Regions from separate parts of the Homo sapiens genome. Here region 1 is linked to region 2. A link is an interaction called in ENCODE POLR2A ChIA-PET data of the cell type or tissue named here. Cell type or tissue: B cell. All regions are shown on one strand.

The links. Peaks named below come from ENCODE experiments on the same cell type or tissue, not always from the same donor. Only the 100,000 strongest peaks of a DNase experiment are listed, where the experiment ranks them.
Region 1: POLR2A ChIA-PET joins it to region 2 with 6 read pairs; 3 of 35 experiments call an interaction of 5 or more read pairs at or near these places.

What each region holds. Positions count from the first base shown.
Region 1 is chr15:44,454,544-44,459,543 of GRCh38, forward strand. It overlaps CTDSPL2 (CTD small phosphatase like 2), which reads left to right. Exons shown (of 13, transcript NM_016396.3): 2 at 4,448-4,657. The coding sequence starts at 4,472. Among named protein-coding and RNA genes, the nearest start is that of CTDSPL2, 29 kb to the left of the region's middle. In B cell, no CTCF peak of the experiment used is centred here; no DNase peak of the experiment used is centred here.
Region 2 is chr15:44,297,913-44,302,912 of GRCh38, forward strand. The region is part of intron 1 of GOLM2 (golgi membrane protein 2); the gene reads left to right. Among named protein-coding and RNA genes, the nearest start is that of GOLM2, 12 kb to the left of the region's middle. RefSeq lists a silencer at 2,559-2,853. In B cell, no CTCF peak of the experiment used is centred here; a DNase peak (open chromatin) is centred at 2,879; H3K27ac peaks cover 1,846 bases.

The sequences.
Region 1 (5,000 bases), 160 kb after region 2:
GTTTTTATGGTTTTAGGTTTAACATTTAAGTCTTGAATCCATTTTGAATTAATTTTAGTGTAAGGTGTAAGCAAGGGATCCAGTTTCAGCTTTCTACATATGGCTAGCCAGTTTTCCCAGGACCGTTTATTAAATAGGGAATCCTTTCCCCATTTCTTGTTTTTGTCAGATTTCTCAAAGATCAGATGGTTGTAGATGTGTGGTGTTATTTCTGAGGGCTCTGTTCAGTCCCATTGGTCTATATCTCTGTTTTGGTACCAGTACCATGCTGTTTTGGTTACTGTAGCCTTGTAGTATAGTTTGAAGTCAGGTAGCGTAATGCCTCCAGCTTTGTTCTTTTGGCTTAGGATTGTCTTGGCAGTGTGGGCTCTTTTTTGGTTCCATATGAACTTTAAAATAGTTTTTTCCAATTCTGTGAAGAAAGTCATTGGTAGCTTGATAGGGATGGCATTGAATCTATAAATTACCTTGGGCAGTATGGCCATTTTCACGATATTGATTCTTCCTACCCATGAGCATGGAGTGTTCTTCCATTTGTTTGTGTCTTTTATTTCATTGAGCAGTGGTTTGTAGTTCTTCTTGAAGAGGTCCTTCACATCCCTTGTAAGTTGGATTCCTAGGTATTTTATTCTCTTTGAAGCAATTGTGAATGGGAATTCACTCATGATTTGGCTCTCTGTCTGTTATTGGTGTATAAGAAAGCTTGTGATTTTTGCACATTGATTTTGTATCCTGAGACTTTGCTGAAGTTGCTTATCAGCTTAAGGAGATTTTGGGCTGAGATGATGGGGTTTCCTAAATATACAATCATGTCATCTGCAAACAGGGACAGTTTGACTTCCTCTTTTCCTAATTGAATACCCTTTATTTCTTTCTCCTGCCTTATTGCCCTGTCCAGAACTTCCAACACTATGTTGAATAGGAGTGGTGAGAGAGGGCATCCCTGTCTTGTGCCAGTTTTCAAAGGGAATGCTCCCAGTTTTTGCCCATTCAGTATGATATTGGCTGTGGGTTTGTCATAAATAGCTCTTATTATTTTGAGATACATCCCATCAATACCTAATTTATTGAGAGTTTTTGGCATGAAGGGCTGTTGAATTTTGTCAAAGGCCTTTTCTACATCTATTGAGATAATCATGTGGTTTTTGTCTTTGGTTCTGTTTATATGCTGGATTACATTTATTGATTTGCGTATGTTGAACCAGCCTTGCATCCCAGGGATGAAGCTCAGTTGATCATGGTGGATAAGCTTTTTGATGTGCTGCTGCATTCGGTTTGCCAGTATTTTATTGAGGATTTTTTTTTTTTTTTTTTTTTTTTTTTTTTGAGACGGAGTCTCGCTGTCGCCCAGGCTGGAGTGCAGTGGCACAATCTCGGCTCACTGCAGGCTCCGCCCCCTGGGGTTCACGCCATTCTCCTGCCTCAGCCTCCCGAGTAGCTGGGACTACAGGCGCCCGCCACCTCGCCCGGCTAATTTTTTGTATTTTTAGTAGAGACGGGGTTTCACCGTGTTAGCCAGGATGGTCTCGATCTCCTGACCTCGTGATCCACCCGCCTCGGCCTCCCAAAGTGCTGGGATTACAGGCGTGAGCCACCGCGCCCGGCCTTTATTGAGGATTTTTGCATCAATGTTCATCAAGGATATTGGTCTAAAATTCTCTTTTTTTGTTGTGTCTCCGCCAGGCTTTGTATCAGGATGATGCTGGCCTCATAAAATGAGTTCGGGAGGATTCCCTCTTTTTCTATTGATTGTAATAGTTTCAGAAGGAATGGTACCAGCTCCTACTTGTACCTCTGGTAGAATTCCGCTGTGAATCCATCTGGTCCTGGACTTGTTTTAGTTGGTAGGCTATTAATTATTGCCTCAATTTCAGCTCCTGTTATTGTTCTATTCAGAGATTCAACTTCTTCCTGGTTTAGTCTTGGGAGGGTGTGTGTGTCCAGGAATTTATCCATTTCTTCTAGATTTTCTAGTTTATTTGCATAGAGGTGTTTATAGTATTCTCTGATGGTAGTAGTTTGTATTTCTGTGGAATCAGTGATGATATCCCCTTTGTCATTTTTTACTGCGTCTATTTGATTCTTCTCTCTTTTCTTATTAGTCTTGCTAGCGTCCTGTCAATTTTGTTAATCTTTTCAAAAAACCAGCTCCTGGATTCATTGATTTTTTTTAAGGGTTTTTTTGTGTCTCTATCTCCCTCAGTTCTGCTCTGATCTTAGTTACTTCTTTTCTTCTGCTAGCTTTTGAATTTGTTTGCTCTTGCTTCTCTAGTTATTTTAATTGTGATGTTAGGGTGTCAGTTTTAGATCTTTTTTTTTTTTCTTTTTTTTTTTGTTTTTTTTTCTTTTTTTTGAAACAGGCTCTCACTGTCGCCCAGGCTGGAGTGCAGTGGCGCGGTATTGGCTTACTGCAGCCTCAACCTCCTGGGCTTCAGTGATCCTTCCACTTCAGCCTCCCAGGTAGCTGGGACTACAGACATGCACCACCATGGCCAGCTAATTTTTGTATTTTTTATAGAGATGGGGTTTCACCATGTTGCCCAGGCTGGTCTTGAACTCCTGGGCTCAAGCCATCTACCTGCCTTGGCCTCCCAAAATGCTGGGATTACAGGCGTGAGCCACTGTGCCCAGCCTGCTTTGAAGCCAGGCACTGACTTCTCATAGCTGTGAAAGTCCTAGATGGCATCTGTTTCCAGCAGAAAGCTGTTTCGTCTACTTAGAAAATCTGTTGTTTTAGTATAGCCACCTTCATCAGTGGACATAGTGAGATCTTCTGGATAACTTGCCTCCACTTTTATATCAGCACCTGCTGCTTCACCTCACCTTGCACATCTATATTATGGAGACAGCTTCTTTCCTTAAACCTCATGAACCAAATAGTGCTAGCTTCAAACTTTTCTTATGCAGCTTCTTCACCTCTGGATTAGCTTTGGTTTAAGGGAATGCTGTGGCTGGTTTGATTTTATATCCAGACTACCAAAACTCTCCATGTCAGCAAGAAGGCTGCTTTGCTTTGTTAGCCTTTGTGTGTTTATTGGTGTGGCACTTTTTTGGTTGGGGGGGGTGGTGCGGGGTGGGAGAGGGTAGTGATGGAATCTCGCTCTGTTGCCCAAGCTGGAGTGCTATAGTGTGATCTCTCCTCAATGCAACCTCCGCCTCCCGGGTTCAAGCAGTTCTCCTGCCTCAGCCTTCAGAGTAGCTGGGATTACAGGCCCCTGCCACCACGCCCACCTAATTTTTGTATTTTTAGTAGAGACAGGGTTTCTCCATGTTGGCCAGGCTAGTCTGGAACTCCTGACTTCAGGTGAGCCACCTGCCTTGGCCTTCCAAAGTGCTGGGATTACAGGTGTGAGCCACTGCGTGCCCAGCCTGTAGTTTCTATTTTTTAAAAAGTTTCTTTTTTTTCTATGATTGTTTTGTTGAGTTACTAAAAACAATTTCTGAGACTCTAATCTTTGCCAGGAATTTCTGTACATTTAGAGTTTAAAGTGCTTAATTGGAGTTAGTTTGTTCTGTGAGTGTATCCACTATGGTGAATAGCTTTATTGTCCTTTGCACATTATAGCCTTTACTAGTCCTTTTTTCATTTTGAGCCTCAGAATGGTAAGGTAAATATGTTTTTTTATACATGTGATAAAACATAACTAAGTGACTACAGATTAGCCATGATTGGAGTAGGATTAAAATTCACATCTCTTAATTCTTCGTTTAGTATTCTTTGTATTGTGTTTCACAGATTCTAATTCAGTTATGTCTTTAATTCTAAGTGTTGGGACAGTTTTGCCAGCAATTAATTGTCTTACCTATAAAATGAGAGAGCTCAAATAAATAGCCTCATATTTTCTTTCTGATGTGAATCGTTTTAAAAGTATCATTAAATGTGGTAAGATAGGACTTTCTCAAAATGATCCACATTCTGTTGTTACACTTATATGGTTGTTGATTATTAGAATTGTGCTCATGGAATTCATTCATTCATTGGCTGACATTACTTTTCCACTACCCAGTGAGTTACAGAAAAGCAAAACCTTTCCTTATCTTGTTTACTATTTACTCAATTCTTACTTGGCCCAGTGCCTTGAATGTGGCTATGTATGCAATAAATATTTGTCGAACGAACGATTAAACGAATAGTAGTGTTGGCAGGCAGTATAGTATTATGTAAAGAGCATGCACACTCCTTGGTGTTACCCTTACTTTAGATCATAGGATATATTATAATATTTCAGAGGTTGTTGGGAAGGTTACTTGGGATAATATAAATAATGTATAAAGCATAATGCCTTTTACTTAAAATGTTGGTTTCTTACTGCAGTCTCCTAGAGTCTAGGACTTTTGTTTTTTTAGCCAAGATATTTTTATTATATAAGCTGGGCACATTTGGGTAGAGAAGGTTGAATTTAATAACTTTTAATTTTTTATTACATTTATTATTTTTCTCTTTTAGTTTTACATGTGGCACCCATAAAAGATGAGGCTGAGAACACGGAAAGCTTCTCAGCAGTCAAATCAAATCCAAACACAACGCACTGCCAGAGCAAAGAGGAAATATTCAGAGGTTGATGATAGCCTGCCTTCAGGAGGAGAAAAACCATCGAAGAATGAAACCGGCTTGTTGTCTTCAATTAAAAAATTTATTAAAGGAAGCACACCTAAGGTAATGATTTTACCATATACTTTCATATCATTAAAAGTGAAAATTGGCCGGGCACGGTGGCTCACGCCTGTAATCCCAGCACTTTGAGAGCCCCAGGCAGGTGGATCACGAGGTCAGGAGATCGAGACCATCCTGGCTAACACGGTGAAACCCCGTCTCTACTAAAAATACAAAAAATTAGCCGGGCGAGGTGGCGGGCGCCTGTAGTCCCAGCTACTCGGGAGGCTGAGGCAGGAGAATGGCTTGAACCCTAGGGGGCGGAGCCTGTAGTGAGCCGAGATCGCACCACTGCACTCCAACCTGGGCGACAGCGGGACTCCGTCTCAAAAAAAAATAGTGACAA
Region 2 (5,000 bases):
GCTGCAGTACAGTGACGCAATCTTGGCTCATTGCAACCTCCGCCTCCCGGGTTTAAGCGACTCTCCTGCCTCAGCCTCCTGAGTAGCTGGGATTACAGGCACGCACCACCAGGCCTGGCTAAATTTTTTTGTATTTTTAATAGAGATGGGGTTTCACCATGTTGGCCAAGCTGGTCTCGAACTCCTGACCTTGTGAACCGTCCACCTTGACCTCCCAAAGTGCTGGGATTACAGGCATGAGCCACCACACCTGGCCTATTCTACCAATCTTTTATCCAGCTTCTGATCCATGTCCACTATGAAGCCCCCTGGGACTTCTGACCTGGAATATGCTTTTCCTTCTTTTCTTTTTCTTTTTTTTTTTTTTTGAGATGGAGTTTTGCTCTTGTCGCCCAGGTTGGAGTGCAATGGCGCGATCTCAGCTTACTGCAACCTCCGCCTCCCAGGTTCAAGTGATTCTCTAGCCTCAGCCTCCCAAGTAGCTGGGATTATAGGCACCCACCACCATGGCCGGCTAATTTTTTTTTTTTTTTTTGTATTTTTAGTAAAGATGGGGTTTTACCACATTGGCCAGGCTGGTCTCGAACTCCTAACCTCAGGTGATCCACCCACCTGGGCCTCCCAAAGTGCTGGGATTACAGGTGTGAGCCACTGCTCCCAGCCATGCTTTTCCTTCTTTATACACCATTTACATTTATTGTTTGAGCTTCATTAACTTATTTTGTTCATTTTTTACTAATAGCTTATTGTTTGTGAACTTCGTTTTCTCAACGAAATTTTAAGTTCCTTGAGGAAGGACTATGTTTTAAATTTTTTCCTGCGGGAAAAATTGTTCTTAGTGCTGTTACAAAATGTACGAGGTTGATTTGTATCCCCTAAAAGGATATATTGAAGTCTAAATCACCTGTGAATGTTATCTTAGTTTGGGAATAGGGTCTTTGCAGATGTAATCAAGTTAAAATGAGGTCATACTGGATTAGGGTGGCCCCTATTCCATTATAACTGGTATCCTTATAAGAAAAAAAAATAGAATTAGGGAGAACACCAGGTGCATGAATACACAGAGACACACAGACACATTGCAGAGACCGCATGGCAGATAAAGGCAGAGATTGGAGTTATGTTTCCACAAACCAAGGAATGCCCAGGGCTACCAGAAGCCAGAAGCCAGGAGCCTCCCCCTAGAGGCTCCAGTGGGAACAGGGCTTTGCCAACACCTTGATTTTGGACTTCTAGCCTCTGAAACCATCCTCTAGCACTGTGAGACAATACATTTCTGCTTTATGCTATTCAGTTTGTGGCACTTTGTTATATCAGCCTAGGAAACAAATACACAAATGCATACTTAAAAGTTAATTTGATTTTTTGACTAGATAATTGTTTTTGTTTTTTTTTTTTGAGACAGAGTCTCGCTCTGTCGCCCAGGCTGGAGTGCAGTGGCGCGATCTCAGCTCACTGCAACCTCCACCTCCCGAGTTCAAGTGGTTCTCCTGCTTCTTCCTTCCGAGTAGCTGGGATTACAGGCACGCACCACCACACCCAGCTAAATTTTGCATTTTTGATAGAGACAGTGTTTCACCATATTGGCCAGGCTGGTCTTGAACTCCTGACCTCAGGTGATCCGCCCGCCTCGGCCTCCCAAATTGACTAGATAACTACTCTTATATAATATATACTGTGTGGCAGTATGGTTCACTGGAAAGAACAAGGGTTTTTGGAGTCAAACAGACTTGAGTTTATAATTCTACCATTATGTTACCTCTCCTTAAGCCTGTTTCTTCACTCATAAAATGAAGAGGATTCATGAAGTAAAATATTTAGAGGCCTGTCCCATACAAAGCTTGACATTTAATAATATTGGTTCCTTTCTTTCATGGGTGCATTGGTATAGCTAATCTTGAAGAAATTTGGGGCTAGGTGTAGTGGCTCATGCCTATAATCCCAGCACTTTGGGTGGCTGAGGCAGGAGGATCATGTGAGGCCAGGAGGTTGAGGCTAGCCTGGGCAACATAGCAAAAAAAAAAAAAAAAAAAAAAAAAAAGCTGGGCATGGTGACACATGCCCATAGTCTTAATTGCTTGGGAGGTTTAAGCTGGAGGATCACTTGAGCCCAGGAGTTTGAAGCTGCAGGGAGCTATGATTGTGCCACTGTGCCCTAGCCTGACAACAGAGCAAGACCCTGTCTCAAAAAAAGAAAGAAAAGGAAAAAAGAAAAGAAGAGAGGAGAGGAGGGGAGGGGAGGAGGAAAGAGAAGGAAGGAAGGAAGGGAGGGAAGGAAGGAGGGAAGGAGAGAAAGAGGAAGAAAGAGGGAGAGGGAGAGGGAAGAAAGAAAAGAAAGGAAGAAGGGAGGGAGGAAGGAAGGAAGAAGTTTAGTCTTGTATTATTCTATTGAAACCCAAGTATATTAATTCAGTTGACAAAAATTTATTAAATATATTGGGCACTTACTGTGCTATACACTAAAATGATCTTTGAAACAAGTTTTCACTTTTCTTTGTCTCCCTTTCTTATTTTTGTATTTCTCTGTTTTTTCTTACTCTCCTGATAAAGGACTGAGTAATCTCAGGAGGTTCCATGAAGATCATAAAACAAGCTGCTTTTTGAAAAATGATGACTAGGATTTAGTTGTGCAGAAAAAAGGTAAAAGGACATTCAAGGAGCTCCCTTTTACTTACTCCATAGAGGCAAACAAACAGTTCTTATAGTGTGGCATGTAACATCTGTCTCCTGAAGTGACAGGGAGTACCTTTTGACTTATGACCTCATTAAACAGGAGGAACTAGTCCTTACAATTTTTGGTTGAAGACCTTAAAGTTCCCCATGTTAGCCTCTTCCTCAAAAGAGAGTTAAAGTTTCCTTGAATTCAAAGTCCAGGCTTTTTTCTAGGGACAGACTGGGCATGCAGTAATTTCAGTTTCTCACAGTGCTTCAAGGCTCTCTTTCTTGTTCTTAATTAACTTTATCTAATTTTCTTACACTGTTTCTGGCCAGGTAGTTCCTCTTTTGAACAATGTTGCCACAGAGCTTTTGCTCAGATGCTTTTAATGTCTGATTCTTTCTCTTTTCCAAACTACACTTTTTCCCTGAGGATGACTTCAAAACTTACATCCACGAAGCTTTTTCTATTTAATATAAAATGATTTGCTTTCCTTTTACAATTTCAATTTTCTATATCCAATTTAAGTTCAACTTAGGGGAACATTTTTTCTCATTTGATGATTAACAAAGGCCTCTCATAGCTCACTGCAGCCTCAGACTCCTGGCCTCAAGTGATCCTCCCGCCTCAGCATCTCAAAGTGCTGGGATTACAGGCATGAGCCACCATGCCTGGCTACATTTTCACTCTTAAACTTGACTCTCTATAGCATTTTATACTGATGATCTCTCCTTTCTCTCCTTTTTGAAACTTCTTCCCTTTAGCTTTAATAATACCCATTTATCTTGGTTATCCTATCATTTTCCCACTCAATGTTTACATATGCTGTGCTTCCATCTTTAACCCCATTTTAATTTCTTTATTGAACAAATATGTTCAAGTTTCTATTTTGGATCAGTTACTATGCTGCATGCATATCACATAGTGAATGAGTGAACAAGACAGATATGGTATACATTGACTATGGAACTTACCCTTGAGCAGGGGCTATGAGGGGAAGACCTAACCTATTTTAGAGGCTTAGGGATGACATTCTTGAGAGTTTTAGTTGAGTCCTAAAAAAAAGATCAGGATTTAATGAGGCAAAGATTGAGTGAGAGGTTTGAGATAAGAGGCTCAGGAGAGATGAAAAGAGGGTTCCAGATGTAGAATGTTGCATATTTTATTTTATTGCATATTTTAAAGCACAGGATATCAGCCGGGTATGGTGCCACATGCCTATAATCCCATTTACTCGGGAGGTTGAGGCAGGAGAATTACTTGAATCCAGGAGGCAGAGGTTGCAGTGAGCCAAGATCATGCCAAGTGCACTCCATCCTGGGCTACAGAGGGAGACCCTCTCTCAAAAAAAAAAAAAAACTTAGGAGCCAAGGTCATGGCACCACTGTACTCCAGGCTGGGCAACAGAGTGAGATCCTATCTCAAAAAAAAAAGTTCACCATGTGGAATGAGGGAGCTAGAATGAGTGTGATAATATTTGATGTTGCACTACAAGACTGGATTCAGATTGTGAAAAGATTTGTGAGTCATGTTAAGGGCAATAGGAAGCCATTGATTGACTCTCTTTTTTACATTTAATTTTTTTTTTTTTTTTGAGATGGAGTCTTACTCTGTTGCCCAGGCTGGAGTGCAGTGTCACGATCTTGGCTCACTGCAACCTCTGTCTCATGGGTTCAAGCGATTCTCCTGCCTCAGCCTCCCAAGTAGCTGGGACTACATGCACATGCCACCACACCCAGCTAATTTTTGTATTTTTAGTAAAGACAGGGTTTTGCCATGTTGACGAGGCTGGTCTCAAACTCCTGGCCTCAAGTGATCTGTTCACCTCGGCCTCCCAAAGTGCTGGGATTATAGGCATGAGCCACCACGCCTAGTGGTTCTAGTTTTTTTCTTGTCTTCCAATGATATATTGTGAATTTTCTTTCTTTCCTATTTTTTTTGAGATGGGGTCTCACTCTGTTGCCCAGGCTATAGTGCAGTGTCACCATCTCAGCTCACTGCAACCTCCACCTCCTAGATTCAATCGAGCTTCCTGCCTCAGCCTCCCAGGTAGCTGGGACTACAGGTGCACAGTACCACACCCAGCTAATTTTTATTTTTTTTGTAGAGATGGGGTTTCATTGTGTTGCCCAGGCTGGTCTTGAACTCCAGGACTTAAGTGATCTGCCGGCCTTGGCCTCCCAAAGTGTTGGGATTACAAGCATGAGCCACCATATCCAGCCTGTGAATTTCTTGACTATAAAAATATAGTCTAGGCTGGGCGCAGTGGCTTACACCTGTAATCCCAGCGCTTTAGGAAGCTGAGGTGGGCGTATCACGAGGTCCAGAGGTCAACACCATCCTG